2 separate regions of the Homo sapiens genome follow, and region 1 is linked to region 2. The links are chromatin loops, found by intact Hi-C in ENCODE. Cell type or tissue: PC-3. All regions are shown on one strand. Each heading gives the region's core, and the rest is flanking DNA. Links, peaks and the distances in the headings are about the cores only. Region 1 has its middle 410 kb from the start of MIR5702. Region 2 has its middle 45 kb from the start of MIR5702.

Region 1 (9,698 bases), core at 893-8,892, 370 kb before region 2:
TCTTTCTCTCTCTTTCTTTCTTTTGACAGAGTCTTACTTGTTGCCCAGGCTGGAGTACAGTGACGAGATCTCGGCTCACTGCAATCTCCACCACCAGGTTTCAAGTGATTCTCCTGCCTCAGCCTCCCGAGTAGCTGGGATTAGAGACATCTGCCATCAAGCCTGGCTAATTTTTGTATTTTTCACAGAGACAGAGTTTCACCATGTTGGCCAGGCTGGCCTTGAACTCCTGACCGCAGGTGATCTGCCTGCCTTGGCCTCCCAAAGTGCTGAGATTACAAGGATGAGCCACTGTGCCCGGCCGTGTCCATGTTTTCTTAACAATGTCTTCCAGAAAACAGAAGACTGTTCATAATTTAATAAAGTTCAGTTTATCAATGTATCCTTTATGAACCATGCTTTTGGTCCTAAATCTAAGAAATCTTTGCCTAATTTAAGATGAGAAAGATTATTCTCATGTGTTTTCTTGCAGAAGCTTTATAATTTTTGGCTTTATATTTAGGAATATCCATTTGGAGTTAATATTTTATATGGTAAAAAACATAATGTTTAAAAATTTCAAAAAATACTTTTGGTTTGGGGTTTTGATTTGCATTTAGATATCCAATTGTTTCAGCACTATTTCTTGATTGGCTAAATCTTGAGTTGCTGTAGGCTTCTTTTAATGCCTTTATCTGGTTGTGCTATTAGGCCAATGCTGGCCTCATAAAATAAGTTGGAAAGTATTCCTTCTTTTTTAGCTTTTTGGTGAAGTTTGTGTAAAATTGGTATTTTTTCTTCTTAAATGTTTGAAAAAAATCACCAGTAAAGTTACATGCACCTGAAGTTTTCTTTGTGGGAAGGTTTTGAACCACAGATTCAGTTTCTTTAATAGATACAGAATGTTCATGAATCTATACATATCTATGTCTATATATATCATGTTTATACATATATGTATATCTACATCTTCTTGCAGAGCTTTAGTAGTTTCAGTTTTTCAAAGAATTTGTCTATTTCACCTAAACTGTAGAAATTGACATAAATTTGTTTGTAATATTTCCTTATTTTCCTGTTATAATATGTGTAAGTTCTACAGAGGTCTTTCCTCTGTTATTCTTGATATTGACAATTTGTGTCTTACTTTGTTTTCCTGGTTAGTCTGACAAAAGATTTATAAGAGTATCAGCATTTGGTGTTATTGATTTTCTCTATTGTTATTCTATTTCATATTTTAGTAGTTTCTGCTCTTGTGTTTATTATTTCCTTTGTTACACTTACTTTAGGTTCAATCTTCTCTTAATTTTCTAGTTTTTAAAGATGTTACAGGTTTTCAGGATTTTTAGGTTATAAATTTCCCTCTAAGCAATGCTTTGGCTGCATAACAGAATTGCTTTTATATTGTTTTCATTTTTCATTCAGCTCAAAATATTCTAATCTCCTGTTTTAGTTCTTCTTTAACTTTGCTGTAGGTTTCTTAATTCTCAGACTTTGGAGAATTTTTAAAGAGAACTTTCTGCTATTGATTGCTAATTTTATAATCATCATAAAATTTATTTTGTATTACTTGAATACAGTTGTCCCTTTTTATCTGCAGTTTCTCTTTCTGCAGTTTTATTTACCCATAGTCAACCATGGTCTGAAAATATTACAGAACTTTGACAGCAAAGAGAGAGACTACATTCACATAACTTTTATTACAGTCTATTGATATAATTGTTCTTTTTTATTATAATTTTTGTTAATCTCTTACTGTGCTCAATTTATAAATTAAACTTTATTTTAGGTATATGTACATAGGAAGAACATAGTGCATACAGGGTTTAGTACTATCTTCAGTGTTAGGCACCCACTGGGAGTCTTGGAACATATCCTCCATGAAGAAGGAGGGACTACTATACTTTTAAATTTACTAAAACTTGGCCTGGCGCAGTGGCTCATGCCTGTAATCCCAGTACTTTGAGAGGTTGAAGCGGGAAGATCATGAGGTCAGGAGATCGAGACTATCCTGGCTAACATGGTGAAACCTCATCTCTACTAAAAATACAAAAAATTAGGTGGGCGTGGTGGTGCGTGCCTGTAGTCCCAGCTACTCAAGAGGCTGAGGCAGGAGAATTGCTTGAACCCAGGAGGCAGAGGTTGCAGTGAGCCGAGATTGTGCCACTGCACTCCAGTCTGGGCAACAGAGCGAGATTCCATCTCTAAATAAATAAATAAATAAATAATTATACTAAAACTTACTTTGTAGCCTAGAATATGGTCTGTCTCGAAAAATGTTCTATATGTAATTGAAAAAAATGTGTACAATGCTGTATTGGGTAGGAGTAATAGTCTCTAAATGTCAATTAGATGAAATAGATGAGGACATTGTTGAAGTCTTCCATATGTTTGCCAATACATTTTTTGGTGTTCATTTTCTAGGGATTATTGAGAGACTGGTGTTATCTTTGGCTATATTTGTGAATTGCTTTATTTATTATTTCAGTTCTGACAGTTTTTGCTTTATGTGTTTAGAAGCTTGTTATTAGGTACATAAACATTCATGATTGGTATGTCCTCACGATTAACTGACTTTATTTTGAAGAAATGACTTTACTTATCTCTATTAAACTCTGCCCTGAAATCTACATTATATACTATTATGTTGGCATTCCAACTTTCTTTTCATTAGTGTTACTTTTAACTTACATGTGGCATTAATGTAAAGTCAGTTTCTTATAGGCAGCAAGTAGTTGAGTCTTGTTTTTTAATCCATATGACAAATTGACAATCTATGTATTTTAAAAGGGATGTTTAGGCCATTTACATATAATGTGATTATTGACATGGTTTTGTTTAAATCTACAATCCTATTTTTTTTGTTTCTTTTTTGTTCCATCTGTTCTGTTTCCTTTTTTCCTCTTTTTCTACATTCTTTAGGATTTAGTATCTTTTATAATTTTATCTCTATGATGGATTATTAATCCGAACCTTTGTGTGTGTGTGTGTCTGTGTGTGTGTGTGTGTGTGTGTGTGTGTTTAGTGCTCACTTTTAGGGTTTCTAGTATATACACATTTAATTTATTATGGTCTACCTTCAAATTATATTACATCACTTTATATACAACTGAATATTTCCATTTCACCTATCCCAGAGTTTTTGATATTATCATACATTTTAATTCTGTATTTGTTATGAACTTTACAATATAATATCATTTTTACTGAAATCATTAGTTTTGAATTTCAAAATAAAAAAACAATTTTATATTTACCCGCATGCTTACTAATTCTGTGCTCTTTTCTTTTTTGTTAGATCCATATATCTACCCAATATAATTTTCCTTCTGTGAAAGACTTCCTTTTACATTCCTATCGTGCAGGCCTACTGGTAATTAATGTTTTTCATTTTTTTGTATTCTAGAAATATGTTTTATTTTGTCTTAGTTTTTTTAAAGGCTTTATATTATATATAAAATTCTAGGTGGACAATAATACCTCCTTTTAAAACTTTAAAAATATTTTTCCACTGTATTCTGGTTTGTATTTCTTCCTAAGAGAAATTGTTTGTCATCCTGATCTTTGTTTTACTATATATAGTGTGTCTTTTTTCTCTAGCTACTTTTAATAATTTTCTCTCTATTATCCTTAGTAGGCTATTTGATTATGGCATGCCTTGCAGTTGTCTTAATTTTCCTGTGCTTTGTTTATTGAATTTCTTGGATAAATGTATTTCTACTCCTAATCAAATTTGGGGGAAATTTTAATTATTTCTTCAAAGAGTCTTGTATTTTTTTAACATTCTTAAGATTTTTTTTCTAGGCTTCTCAAGTCATTTGTAAATAATTTCCTATTTTTGAAACCTGCCTCTAAGCTTTACAAGTGGGACCAGAAAAGTCTTTAGTTCAGGCCTCATTTTTCCTCACTGCTAAGGCAATACCATTTTCTAACATTCTACTCAATGCTGCATGTTTTACAAGGGGTTTCTATTCTGATTATTGAGAATATCAACTTTTAAAGGCTTGTTGTGAGCCTAAGATTGTTCCACCTGCTCTTTACAGGTAGTCCTTTCCCTGGCCTTGCTGGCTACCGCAAATGCATGCACCAATTTCATTCAGCTGAAGACAGAGGGGGGAATCCTTGGCAGGTCTTTGTAGCTCATTTTCCCTTCATGCAACTTTCTGTTCACCATTACTCTGTCATGGGAACTCTAGCTCCTTGTCCTCTCCTACCTTTCGATGCTGTCTCCAAAATGCAGGTAACCAATAGGTTTTTCTTGCACTCCCCTCCCTGGAAAATCTCAAGGCAGTACTGGGGCAGTTGCAGGACCTAGCTTGCTTACTTTATCTTTCTCTAATGTTACAGAACTTCATTGCCTGTATTCCAATATCTGAATACTTACATTATATATATATATATATATATTTAAGTTTTTTCCTAAACAACTAAAAATGTGCTTAATACTGGTGGATAAAACTGGTCTCTTTTACTTTTGCTATAAGAAGTACAGATGTTGACTTTAAAAATACCTTGCTGCATTCTGCAGAATCTATAATGTAGAAACTAAGGAGCTTTAACAATTGATTTCACACACCATTGCTGTGTAAAGAAAGCCACACACAAAAATTAGTTTCTTTTCTTAAAAACTTTTTGCACTGTCAAAAAATTTAGTAACCAAAAAACATTTGATTTAGTAAGTCTGTAAACATTCTTCATATTAAATGTCTGTTTGGATTTTCAGAGAATCTTTGGGTCCCCAGGCTTGAAATTTAAAAATGAGATTATGTGACTATTTGCAATTCAAATAAAATAATATTACTTACAGGAACAAAGTCTGAAATCATCTGAATTTAAGAAATTAAATGTAATCTTTTATGAGTGTAAGGCAATAAAATGATAGAATACAATTAGCTCAAATTTAAATACAAATATCATCTCTGCCTGCAAATCATTTACATATATGTCAATTTTTTTATGTGTACTCCCAAAAGATTCAGCATACACAATCAAGATAAGTCATTTAGGAGATGTTGGAAAACATACAGATGGACAAGTGTTTTTCTGGTACATTTCCTCACCTTTTGGTTAGTAGTTTTCAGAAAAACTGCTATATTAGGTTTGTCCACAGGGTGATTATGGAGTCTCATAAATTTTGTTTAGGGGGTTTTTAGTTGAGTTGTTCTGAGAAAAATTTGAGATGAATAAGTGAAGCCAAGCTCTGGAGAGGAAAAAAAGGCAATTTTATCCAAATCTGGCACATTCTGAAGGTGGCTTGGGTTGAAAGTGAATCTAGCATATGTATTTGGCTATGAGATGCTTCATGTCAACCTTTCCTTGCTCACACACAAACTTCTTTGATCTATCCTGAAAAGTCTGTTTATGCCAACATCCCATATTGCTATATATAAAGTTTTGCAGGAACTTCTGGTGAAAACATTACTCTAAATACAGTGGGTGCTGTGTTTACCTAGACATAGATATGTGAATTATGTTTGATGATTCAGTAGTAGGCAACATACCAGGTTCAGAACTAGATCAGAACAATCGTAAATTAGCTGTGCCCTATAAGCAAACAGAATGAATAAGTGAAAAATATCTATTAAAAAATTACTTACAAAACCAGAGGCCAACTTGGGAATCATACTATTGCAAAGAGCATTTATTTCAACTCAGAGAATTAAGAGCTGTGAGAACTACAAGAAATGCATTATGATAGTGAACCCTAGTTAATAATGTCATTCATAGCAGCCAAGGTTGACAAACAGAAGTTTGCCCTCAAGAAGTATTTGATAATATGTCTTCTGTGTTTTCCTGTTTCCTGGCTAGAACTGGATATTCAATATGACTAATGCTTCTTTCATTAAAAAAGAAAAAAGACAGACTTCGAAATATTTACTCACTTCTTCAAGAATGTAGAAAACACTTAATGATAACATTTCTGTTAGCTGCGGTGGCAGAATTATGTATTTACATCTAACACTTTTTTTCTGTATAACAGGGATTACTTAATTACAGAGTACTCATATCCAAGGAAATTAAAGTTATTTTAAAATCTGAAGAACATTTTGAAATTAAAGTTGTATTTACTGTTTCTGAAACATATATTAAATGTCAGAATTACCAACTTTTTAAGAATTGCATGTCTCATACACAATTTATATGTGTGTGTACGGATGTGTGTGTATAGTAATTTTACCTTTAAAAATGTAATGAACATATAACTTACAAGGCAAATTTTAAAAGACAGTGAACTGTTTAGTTCAAACAACTTAAGATCTGTTATGGCTATAATTACAACAGTGGAAAATTGGCAGTCTTTAAACTATGAACCTAACGTGAGTTGGTATAAATAATTACATGTTTATATAGCCCAATTGAACAAGGCTACTCTGGCAAAAGCCATTTCAAAATACAAAATTAAAAATTGAAACTATAAGTATACTCAAGCAACTATAGTAATTAAAATCCATGTTAATTACAAATGATCCAGAAATATTCTTGAAGAACAAACCTGTTGGACAACTACATGCCAATATATTTTTAGACATATATGGAGATAGTATTTGAAATCACAAGCATGTTTATAAGTCCTGGCTACTCTCTAAGTTTATGAGATTATACGGTATTATGGTCTATTATTATATTACAATATGTGCTAGTTAATTTTTATGTTACCATATGGATGTACTTTTTGTAGTGCTATAGAATTTACCAACCAGTTCCACATACATTTTCTTATTCAATTCCCTTAACAAGTCCACAAGCCAGCTTTTAACTTAGTTATTATTATGCCCTTTTCCAGTTGAGGAAACCTGAGCCTCTGAGGGGCTATGCATGCCTGACACAGATTGTTGGGTTACAAGTGGCAGAGGTTTGCTAGAATTCAGTCATCTAAACCTATTATTTAATTAATAAAATATTTCAGACAAAGTACATAATTATATTGTATGGTTTTTATTGTCTAAAAACAGTGTTTGTGAACTGAATAGTAAAGAGGAAAGATCCTGCTTTACGAGCAGTTTTAATGAAGGCCCTGTTAGAAGGAATTTATTCATAATTTTCTGGTTGTATTCATCATAACACAATCTGAAAACTGATCTGAATTATAAAACAAGCTTCTATTTTGTATGTGTTATGTATTTTTTGTTAAAAAATGTGCTGTTAAAAGTCAGACATTGCTTTTAATTTAGGTGTAAAGAAACAAAAATATCAATGGACAACCTCAGAAATAATCTAGAGTATTTTTTAAATGATGCCACTTTATATTCTGACACATCCAGCAGAAAAAGCGAAATGATTTGGGTTAAACAATTAGACGTGCCCTTTGTTTCCTTCTTTGAGCTTTACCTATTGAATTTGCCTGTGTTTTATGTACATACAACTCTAGACACGTGCTAAGACACAACCTTCTGACACTTTGCCAGAAACATGCAAATTAAAAACCTGAAATCTAATATGCAATAAATCGAAAATAAATGTGTCAGGGGATTTAGCACAGGCAGCTCATAAGGGGACACCTTCTTTTCTTAATCTATAAAAGGCAAATGTCACGGTTGAGGCATCTGCCAAACTGCCATGGAGAATGTATTCACTGCATTTGCTAAGCCAGGGGTACCAGGGCTGTCAGCAGAGAATGAAGGATGGGTACACCCAACTTTTAACTCCATCTTGAGAAAGAAAGAAAGAACGAAAGAAAGAAAGAACGAAAGAAAGAAAGAAAGAAAAAGAAAGAAAGAAAGAAAGAAAGAAAGAAAGAAAGAAAGAAAGAAAGAAAGAAAGAAAGAAAGAAAGAAAAGAAAGAAAGAAGGGGAACTTTCTCAGGACACACCAACAGGGTAAGTAAAAAAGGCTTTGGGAGATTTAAAAATACAAGTTGAAATCCCCAGAAAAATGCTTCTCTTAGAGTTGCTAAAGACATCCAAATCTAGAGGCTTAGAGAGCCCTGAAGCTGGATTGGGTATGCTGAAATTAAAACCTAGAGGCTACCAAAAGGATTATCAGAATAAAACAATGCTTCTCAAAGCATGAGACAGGTTCCACTGCTAAGATATTATTATTTATTATTATTATCATTATTGTTATTTTCAAGACGGAGTTTCTTGTTGCCCAGGCTGGAGTGCAATGGTGTGATCTCGGCTCACCGCAACCTCCCCACTCCTGGGTTCAAGTGATTGTCCGGCATCGGCCTCCCAAGTAGCTGGGATTATAGGTGCCCAAGCCACCATTCCTGGCTAATTTGTGTATTTTTAGTAGAGACGGGGTTTCGCCATGTTGGCCAGGCTGATCTTGAACTCCTGACCTCAGGTGATCCACCAGCCTCGGCCTCCCAAACTATTGGGATTACAGGCGTGAGCCTCTACGCCAAGCTAGGATATTATTTTAAGTGGCACACAGAAATGCTTACTTGTTGATTTTATTTTACTTGTTAAAAATTTGATTATACATTTAATGAATACCTATTAAAATATAAGAAGCGTATTAAACTTCTGTTTGAGGACTGCAAGGATGAAAATAAAATAAAACTAAGTTTCAAAGAGTTACTCTGTGGAAAGTAGTGAAAATAATGGTTTAAATAAGACGAGGATTTGAAAAACAATGTTAAAGTTGGCACCCAGAAGACTAAGGTTGTGTTAATGCTGGAACAGAGAGTACAAGCATTTATAAAGCAATTGTCCCTCTTTACTTTGCTCTTCTTTCTCTGGAGATAGGGGATATTGAAGATCTTCCTTTGTCTTAATTCATCATGCTATTATTCCTTATCTTTGCCATCATGCCTCCCATTTTATACTCTGTTCTTGTCCCTCACACATCCTCACCTCTACTGGAATGTAAGCTCCCACAGGGAGATAGTGTCTACCAAATATTTAGCACTTAATACATGGAAGAATGAATGAATAACTGCTTTATCCCCACACATTTCTGGACTTGAGACCCCTCCCTGCTCACAGGATCGGTATCAACTCTGCCCTTTAGATCAAAGTATTTCTCCCTCAAGTCACCTTTACCTTACTTTTGAGTAAGAACTTCAAATTTTGGTTCCTTTAGACTTACAACTGGAAGCACACAAGTCCACTATGGGATTAAGGATTGCAGAACTACATATAGGGTATGTGCTGGCCTTCCCAACAGTCCCCTTGTCATTGTATAGTGATGTGATTTGAAAAATCTTTCAATGCAGCAGGGTTGGCCTGATTAGTGTACAATCAGGCTAATCCTATCACCCTTTCCATAGTGATTGGATAGGGATGGGAAGGTCTATGTCAATGGCAAAGGGCATTCCTCTTCCTACAAAAGTTGGTTCAGGAATAAGGAGATGACCCAGTTGCCAAAGGAAATGACAGGAGGTGTTTGCTTGAGATTTCTGAGAAAGAAGATAATTCTCACTTCTGAGAAATTTGGAAATAATCTCTTGTTTCTCACTGGCTCCAGATATGTCCTGATATGAGTGTGGGCACCACTGTAACCATTGGGTTGCCAACCTGAGGTTGGAGTGGCACACAGAACCGAGCAGAATCAGAGTCTGATGAAGAACAGGCTTGCTGGCTTGATCTCAACTCCTGTTTTGACCTCATCTAAACCTCTGGATCATGGCCTTAGCTTTAGTGAAACAATGATTTTGACATGCTCTGACATTTTAAAAAGGCTTTCGTTTTCTTTAACTTGGGGCAATATATTTATACAAGTTATAAATCTGTTACTATACAACCCACATTATCTGTTGAGTTACTGAAAAAATTCCA
Region 2 (9,698 bases), core at 493-8,492:
AAAAGTGGAGAGCCTAGTGCTACTGAGACATGAAGCAGATTGAAAGACACAAAAATGAGAGCCTGGGAACACCAAGATAAACTCCAACCATTTCATAATCTTGCTCAAACCAATCCTGACCGGTGGTCCCCAAGTGCCTCCTAGGTGGTCCATAGACGGGTTTCTTGAGGAATTCATGTTTATAATATGACTGTGTCTTTGTTTTTGTTTCTGGAATGAATTAATCATTTAGTTAGAATAGTAAATGAGGATCAGACGCTGCCTTTCAACAAACGCAGTTCCTTTTGTCTCATTAGTCCTTGAGAAAATGTTGGCACTGTAGAACGTAAATAGGTGAAATGTGTCAATTACAAGGTCTTCTCTCCTGATAAAATGATACAAAAGAAAGACAAGTATGGTATTCCTGTTATTATTCCTACTGATTTTACACAGTTTCTCTCTAAGCCATCAAATTAAAACCGTTGTCAATATTAGGTTATCAGTTCACTTGAGAATGTCATATTATTCCTGGCCTCCAAGTCATCCTCTGGAATATTCATTCCATCGAAGAGACTCTCCCTCATCTGTCCAGAAACATTTTCATCTCTCAAAGTTCAAGTAGAATATCATCTCTCCATGGAAGCCTTTTCTGATTCCTCCATATAAGAGTAGACAGCCACCTATGATCTCTCACTTATCTATTTTATAGCCAGTGAATTGAACTCCTACATTTATTTGTCTATCTTTGTTTTAGTTATGTATTACTGTGTAACAAACCATCTCAAAACTTACTAGCTTAAAACAATAGCATTTTTAAAAAGTTTTCATGTATTTATGGGCCAACCAGGTTCAGCAGGGCCATTCTTCTGCTAAGTGTTGTAGTAGTTGAGGTCACTCATGCAGCTGCATTCAGATGCTGAGAGCAAAACATCAGTGATGACATCTCATCGTCTAAGGCCTCTCTCCACATGCTGGTTAATCACTCAGTGGTTGGGCTTGGGCTTCTTACAGCACAGCAGCTGCACAAGAGAAAAAAAGTGGGAGTTGCCAGGCTTCTTAAGGGCTAAGCCTAGAACTTGGATAGCACCACCACCTTCACTTTTATTGAACAAAGCAGGTCACAAAGCCATCCAAGACTGGGACAAGGTAGTAGGAATGTACCTCTTGAAGGAGGAGCAGCCAAGTATTAATAAACATCTTTAATCTACCACCCTTCCCCACCAGACAGTGTGCTCTTTCCAGGATAGAATACTTCTGACATTTCTGAGAGAATACTGGAAGAAATCAAAGATCTTTGAACATAGTCATCTTTGAGAAGTTAGGAAGACAGTTTAAAGATGTGTCAAAAGGAATTTAAAATTAAAAGCAAGAAAAGAGGTCCCATAACCCACATTCTGAAGTTTCACAAAATTCTGGCTTCAACAGCGTTCAAGAAAAACAATAGAAGGAGAGGGAGTAGCCACCCATGTCATCTGCTGTCTCTCCAGATGCCTAAGAAAACAAAGCTTCTTGTACCAGAACTACTATGAAAACATGCACTTCTTAAAGCTCCTTGGAGCTCAAAAGTCCTCCATGTTCCACTACAATCCAAAGGTCCAACCAACATGAGATTAACCTAACATCAGAACTCAGGCCACTTGATACATTTAAATAAATTTTCAGCAATAGTTTCATCTAATATGCGATTACAAATGAACTAATAGGACCTAACCACTAGAATTTCAGGTGTTAGATCTGAATATGAAATTGTGTACTTTATTTGTTAAAGGCAGGGTTCATGCAATGGAAGGGAAATAGAAGATTTAATAACTAGTTGCATCATTTATCAGAAGAACTCGTATCGTCAGGTTCATGACATCATAAGGAATTGATTCCTGATTGTAATTTTGGGGAAAAATTGTGCTGGAGTTAAATTTGACAACATAAAAAGCAAAAATGTTGAAATTTTTGCATATCCTTTAACCTATATGTTCTCCTAAGAATTTGTCCTGGAGGAAATAGTCATAAGTAGTCACAAAGATATAATTATAAGATGTTTACCATAGCATTATTTGTAACAGTGAAAATACTAGTGACAAGCTATATTCAAGCAATATGAGATTATAAATTACAGCACATCTGTAAGATGGGATTGTAGGTAGCCAGCAAAATTATACTATAGAAACATATCTAATATGAAAAGGTAATTTATGATATAATATATAAAAAGCAAAACATGAAACAGTTACTGAGCGTCAGCATATATGTATGAGAATCTGGAAACCTATATGCCAGATAATTATAAGTGATTAGAAGTGATTATCTCTGGGTAGTAAAATTTTATTATTTTTAGTTATTTACATTCTACATAAGGAACATAGAGCTGTAATAAATGTAAAATTGTGCACTTAAAGTTTTTTTTTACTTGTACATTACCAATTTGTGGACTGTTTAGAAGGTGTTAGAATAGAGCAGTTTAATTCAATCAAGTCAGGTGACTAGATCATGGAAACTGTTATTTACTAAGCTATTTCCTGAAATCAACAAGTTTTTTGTTTAATGAAAAGCCATTGAAACCTGCAATATGTCAGACACACCATACTACACAACAAATTGTGTTTTCTCATTGATATGATGTGACTTCAGAACACACTGAATCTGAAATGTCTCTGGGATTTAGGACTAAGAACTGTAGTTATAGACTGTGAATTCCATGAAAGTAGAGATTTCATTGGTTCCATTAAGTAAATGTGCTTTGAATGGATGAATGATAAGATCACATGAATCATTAATCTCCTACAAGATAGTCCTGAAGATAGCTTCCTAGATGACCTGAGGTCACATAATTACATCCTGTGCTGTGGCTGCCGCAAACAGCCCACATCCCAGGAACTTCTGAGGACAGGTTTTAATAGGTAGTTTTATATACATATAGAAAGAGAGCTGGAAAACGTCTCAGTATATACTGAGGCCATGAGGAAGCTGAAACCAGGGAGAGTTAGGAGAGAAAGACCAAGGACAGAATTTTGAGGAATAAAGATAGGGATGAGCTTCACTGTCTTCCCTGCCCGCATGTCCATCTGATCTTCAGATGTGGGATTTCACAGCTTCTCACAGCAGACTGAACTTCACCCTAGGTTCAAAAGAGCACAAAATCAAGGCTCAAAAGATCCCTGCCTGGCCAGACAAACATGTTGCCTTGTGCCTGAGATCTAGCCATCACATATTTATCCAATTGTCTCATATTTGACTTTTATTCTTAGTATCTTACTCCGAATTACTCCAGGATTTTTTAGACAAAGTGTTCTTGCTTTGTTTGAGCCAGAGCTCTCAGTTCTGGAGTCCTGAATCCTATCCATCTGAGACCCTCTGCTTCTCTGTACCTCTGCTATTTGCCTATTGCCAACTCCCAATTACTCCACCCACCTATCCAAATTCCCTCTTATTGCTCATTGCCAGACTTTGTCAGACTGTTTGTGTTGGCAGTTTCTTCACAGTGGATATTCTTGAGCTGTCTACCTTCCGTTGACCAAGCCTAGGGTCTGACAGGTAGAGGAATCATTTCCACAGTGACCCCCGCTTTATGCTTTCCTCTTTTGAGACGTGAGTCATTTAACTCCTGTTATATGTATGCAATTGGAAAAATTCTAGGTTGGTTATTTACTGGCTCAGTGTTGAGTCACTCTTGATACTTTAATTTTGGATTAACTGGATTCATGACTTTTTTTTTTTTCTTCACTGAAGTTCTTTTCCTTAGAAGGGAAAAGAAACACAGGTCTTCCTGGGCCCAGGTCTCCAACGCTTGCTGGGTGTTTGGCCAGTCCTCCTCTGAAACTCAGTCTGTCCTTGTCTCTGGGATCTTCTTTTTTTTTTTTTTTTTCCTTTTTTTGAGACAGACAGATTGTCACTCTGTTGCCCAACTGGAGTGCAGTAGCATGAACTCGGCTCACTGCCACCTCTGCTCCCGGATTAAAGCGATTCTCATGCCTCAGCCTCCCGAGTAGCTGGGATTACAGGCATGCACCACCGCGTCCAGCTAATTTTTGTATTTTTAGTAGAGATGGGGTTTTGCCATGTTGGCCAGGCTGGTCTCAAACTCCTAGCCTCAAGCAATACACCCACCTCGGCCTCCCAAAGTGCTAGGATTACAGGCGTGCACCACCACATTCAGACTGGATCTTCTTGATCTACATGGATCTAAAGTCTAAAATCTTGGATTTATTTTTAGACATTTGCTGAAGGTATTTGTGATGCTTTCCAATTGTGTTTGCTGTGACTGCCTTCAGGATGAAAGCACTCAGTTTCGATTGAATCCATTGGATGTATATTCTAAATGTCTGTCCTTATAATATCTTTTTGCCTTTTTTCTCTTTGTAAATTTGTCACAGTTGCTAAGGCCTGGACTTTCAAATGATTTCTCTTGCTCCTATCTATGACCAGACCAAAAAAAAGTTTTCACTAATAAAATAGCAGTATGTTCCCAGTGGATATTCAGGAGCAAGACTGATGATAAATTCTTGACTTTTGTCCTGGTACTTTTAAACTCTTCTTCTTTCAAGTCTGCTTTTTACTTCTAGACAATTCTCTAGATATACTGCTGTTCCTCCTCCTTTTCCTTCACATTAAAATTTTGAAACAAAAAATAACTCACTGGTCCACATGCCCCTCATGCCCACTGGTATACCCAGCAGTGCAGCTGTCTTGACCCTCTCGTGTCAACACATCAATCAATCAGTCATCCTTAAGAGAACATTTGTAAAGTAACTATGTTTTGAGCTTTTTGGTTCAGTTTTATTGGGATTTTTAAATAAACTGCATTCATTGGATATCCAACAGTAGCCCAAACATATAGGAACATAATCTGAAATATCACAGTTTCAAATTTCATAATTTGAGATATCACAAGAACTCAAAATAATCTGCCTTACTAATAATCTGCATTAAGGCTGATGGTATTCAATAAGAAAAGTAGAAAGTTCTTACCCAATGGGTTTAGAGCTGCCAACTTGGGTACAATAGAAATGATATACAGTTTTCAAAGCCACAAGTCAAAGATTTTACTTGCTGTTTTAGGGAATAGCTAATATACTATTTCATTTCACCTGTCTTGAGTTTTCTAAATGAATTAGACCCTAAGACAAAGGATGGTGGGCAGCTGGTAGACATCGCACCACACACACACACACACACACACACACACACACAATTTTTAAATTAAGTTATAGAAATTTTGTGCTCAGATTAGTAGAGCAATTATTCCATAGTACTTTATGCTTCTCTGATTTCTCTGATTATCAATTAGAATTCAATCGGAGCTCTTTGTTTGGAGAAAAATATATATTTGCCCCATAAGTAAAAATCCCATGGTTAGTGCCGAAATGAACATGGCAGGATTGGGGGCTGTAGGCCAAATCTTATTACCTTTTCTTCTATCTCTGGGCTTAGCCTTTCAACCATTTTGATAAAGCCAAAGTAAAGGTAAAATGGCAACAGAAGATTTAGCCCCACCTCCTCTGAGGCTTAAGACCCAGTGGAAAAGCTCAAACAAAAGTCCCAAAATTGAATCGTATTCATCCTGATAGGTATGACTTTGGTTACCGTGCCCGTAACAAATCCATCCTCCTAGCCAGTGGGATGGAATGTGCTGACTACTGTGGGCCATGTATGCACATGCTTTCAAGGCTGAAGTCTGGTGGCTATTTTTTTTTAAAAAAAAAACAAGAATTAATAATTGTTGGCAAGGATGTGGAGAAGAAGGAACTCTTGTACACTTTTGGTGGGAAGGCAACTGGTGCAGCCATTATGGAAAACAGTATGGAGTTTCCTCAAAAAACTAAAAATAGAACTACCATACAATGGGTAGATACTTGAAGGAAAAGAAATCAGTAGCTTAAAGAGATATTTTATACCCATTTGCACTCTCATTAAGACCTTATTCATAATAACCACAACATGGAAACTAAGTGCCTATTGATGAATGAATGAATGAATGAATGAATAAATTGTGGTTCATATATACAATGAAATATTCTTCAGCCATAAAAAAGAAGGAAATTCTGCCATTTGCAGCAACATAGATGAACTTAGAGGACATTATGTTAAGTGCAATAAGCTAGAAATAGACAAATATTCTATCATCTCATTTGTATGCAGAATCTAAAAAAGTCAAACTCATAGAAACAGAGAGTAGGACAGAGGATGAGAGGTGAGAGAAATGGGGAGATGTTGATCCAAGGTTACACACTTTCAGCTATAAGATGAATAAGTTCTGGAGAGCTAATATAATATACAGCATGGGTGATTATGGATATGCTACTTATTTTGACTGTGGCAATCATTATACACAATGTGTACATTTATCAAACCATCATATTGCACTACTTGGATATATACAATCTTTACTTGTCAATTAAATATTTTAAAATTTAAAAATAGATATATGGATAGAAAAGACTGAAGTTCAGGGTGGCATCTGCTTCCCTGGAAATAAATGGTCAGAAGAAGGTTGAGGATTTTCTAGAGGAAAATTCCGGTAGGTGCCAGATGGAACATAAACAGCATCTCACTGATAGGCAAGGCCTTGCCCTCAAAGAGTTCATGTTCTAGAAGGTAAAGAGACAATGAGCAAAATACTTAAATAAGATAAATGTCAGACAGTGTTCAGTATTCTAAAGAAAATAAATCATATGATGACAGACTTACAAGTATAATAAATTAGACAAGATGATTAGAAAAAGCCTATCCCAGGAGGTAAATTCTCCATATAAGATTATATCGAGGCAAGTGAGGCTTTGTTTTATGTAATTCTTCGGTAAATACAAATTATTTCTTTTCAGGTTATTTAACACAAGTGTTTCTTAAGCATTGTTCAGTTTATTGGAGATGATTTATACAGATTTTCAACAGATGCTGGCAAATCTAAATATTTGTTCAGTTCTTAAGGTTGTTTGCTGAGGGAAGTATTTTGTATTTTTACATAATTGCATTTGTTTGTATGTGACCTGGGTTTGTTGCAACTAATTGTCTGATGATCTCAAATTTGTCTGCAATCAGTACAATGAGAACCCTTTTGTTGTCTTTTCCACTTTAATTCTTTTTTTCATCTGATAATTACCATTGTCTAAAGAGTTACAAAAGGGACCACACTAAGAAAAGATACACATGGGGATTTTTTTCAAAAACTAATTTGGACAACTAATTTATTCAATTAAATAAGTGCTCCCGCCTGAGCTGGAGGCAGCATCTTTGCAGACCACATCTATGAGCAGAGGGGCACAACCACATTTTGTGGGAGATGCATTTCAGCATCAGGAGGCAGTTAAGTTTTCACAGGTCATCCAAGGACTAAATGGACAATAGCTCACAAGTCTTTACACCTCAATTCCAGAGAAAAGCTCTGTGCAATTACTACTGTCTTACAGCTGTGGGGACTGAGGCACACACTGGCAAGAAAATTACTTTAGGAACTATCTTCCAGCAGGATCAGGAAAGAACTGGCCTCTGCCGAACACTGCATTCGAGTGAGCTTGTGTCCCAGATATCAGGATATCAGTCTGTCTAGGTCCCAGCTGTATTCCCAGTAACTGGCAGAGTTCCTGGGACAAAGTAGGTACCTGCATTCACTTTCTATTGTCACAGTAACAAATTACCACAAATTTGGCAGCTTAAAACATTTACTATCTCACAAATTCTGTAAATCCAAGGTCCAGGTATAATATATTGTGGCTCAGGGAGAGCCCTCAGCTTAGAGTCTTATAGGCTGAAGTCAAGGTGTCAGCAGGACTGTGTTCCTTTTGGGAAACTTTGGGGAAGGACCCATTTTCAAGTTCACTCAGGTTGTTGATCAAATTCAGTTCCTTGTGACTGTAAGACCGAGGTCCCTGTTTGTTTTCTGGATGTAAACTGAGGACTAATGCAAAAGAGGCCATCTGGCTCATGGCCTCCTTCATCTTGAAAGCCAGCATCGATGCACTGAGGCCCCCTCTCATGCCTTGACTCTCCCTTGCCTCTTCTTCTGCTGTATTTCTCTCTGACTCTTCTCCCTTCCCTTTAAGGGTCCATGTGATTATATTGAATATTCCAGAATAATATCCCTATTTTAAAGTAATCTGCAAAGTCCCTTTGCCACATGAAGCTAAAATATGACAGGTTCTAGGGGTTAGGGCGTGAATATCTTTGGAGGGGGCATTATTCTGTATGCTGCACTTAATTTTTTTTTCTTTTTAAAATTTTATTGTATTTTACTTTAAGTTCTGGGATACATGTGCAGAACGTGCAGGTTTGTTACATAGGTATACATGTGCAATGGTGGTTTGCGGCACCTGTCAACCCGCCATCTAGGTTTTAAGCTGTGCATGCATTAGGTATTTGTCCTAATGCTCTACTTCCCCTTAGTCCCCACCCCACAACAGTCCCCGGTGTGGTGTTCCTCTCCCTGTGTCCATGTGTTCTCATTGTTCAACTCACACTTATGAATGAGAACATGCGATGTTTGGTTTTCTGTTCTTTTGTTAGTTTCCTGAGAATGAAGGTTTCCAGCTTCATCCATGTTCCTGCAAAGGACATGAACTCATTCTTTTATGGCTGTATAGTATTCCATGGTATATATGTGCCACAATAAATTAACACCTAACAGCAGATGTTAATAATATTGTCTAGGCCGTGCAGCAATATACCTGAAGATTGAATTTGATGCATCGGGTACTTGTGTAGACAAACATAAGAGGAAAGAAGAAAACATTATTGCACACACATTCTGTACCAGGCCTAGACTTAAGTGTTTTCTCATGAAAGCTTTCTTTGAACACAGGCTTTGTGAGCAAGCATGTCATCCCTAATTTGTAATGAGGATATTGAGACTCAAATTAATTATGTGACCTGTAGCAGAGCCTTCTAAATTGAAGTTTATGTGGTTTTCTCTCACGCACAGTCTCTTCATGCTTAGATCTGTGCATGTTATACCCAAATGTATTAGGCACATAGACTTTGGAGCAAGAATGCCCAGGCTCAGATTCAGGTCTAGGACTTACCAACTGTATAACCTTGGGCTAAATGCTTCCTATCTCTGTGCTTCTGTTTTCTCATTTGTAAAAACAAAAATGAAGATAATAATTGTACCAGGTTTATAGACTTATCGTGAGGATTAAATGCATTAATATAAGCAAAGCTCTCAGAACATTTCTCTGGGACTGTTAGTTATTACTGTCTTACATGTTTGAGCCATTGGATTTCAACCACATTTGTTACCTTTCAATTGGTAGTTTTTACTAACTTCTCATGAATAGATTTTATCATCTCTGGATATATTTGTGTTTGCACTGCCACATTTATTGTTAGTTTTTCTCCATAAGCCCTACTAAATGATAGAGGAAGTGATAGTGGTAAGACAATACTTTTGAAATGATGACCATACGTAAATAATAGATTAGGAAGGATAAGTGTCACACGAGTCCGCCAGATACCAGAAGGTTTCTCCAGCATGGCATAAGAAGACACAAACCCGAGAGAGGTCAGGGGATCCCAGACAAGGTGGCTGGATGTAAGGAAATCACAGAGGTCAGAGTGGTGTCACTCTCCAGACACCAACCAGCTTCCATCCCCAGCACACTCACACAAGCACAGGCTGTCTGGGCTCCATTTGAGAAACAGAGAGCATGGCCCCACTCAGGAGCAGTGGGGTGGTGTCCATGGATGTCTTCCTTTCAACATCTGCAGACACTGCCCATGGATCATGAAGCAGG

The links. Hi-C counts contacts between places; a loop is a spot of excess contacts. Peaks named below come from ENCODE experiments on the same cell type or tissue, not always from the same donor. Only the 100,000 strongest peaks of a DNase experiment are listed, where the experiment ranks them.
Region 1: it touches region 2 in a loop (4-fold over the local background); 2 of 110 quality-filtered maps call a loop at or near these places.

What each region holds. Positions count from the first base shown.
Region 1 is chr2:226,242,358-226,252,055 of GRCh38, forward strand. No RefSeq gene overlaps it. Among named protein-coding and RNA genes, the nearest start is that of MIR5702, 410 kb to the right of the region's middle. In PC-3, for the core only: a CTCF peak has its summit at 5,173; DNase peaks (open chromatin) are centred at 5,574 and 5,634; H3K4me3 peaks cover 1,332 bases; H3K27ac peaks cover 1,769 bases.
Region 2 is chr2:226,608,610-226,618,307 of GRCh38, forward strand. No RefSeq gene overlaps it. Among named protein-coding and RNA genes, the nearest start is that of MIR5702, 45 kb to the right of the region's middle. In PC-3, for the core only: no CTCF peak of the experiment used is centred there; a DNase peak (open chromatin) is centred at 3,502; H3K4me3 peaks cover 422 bases; H3K27ac peaks cover 2,597 bases.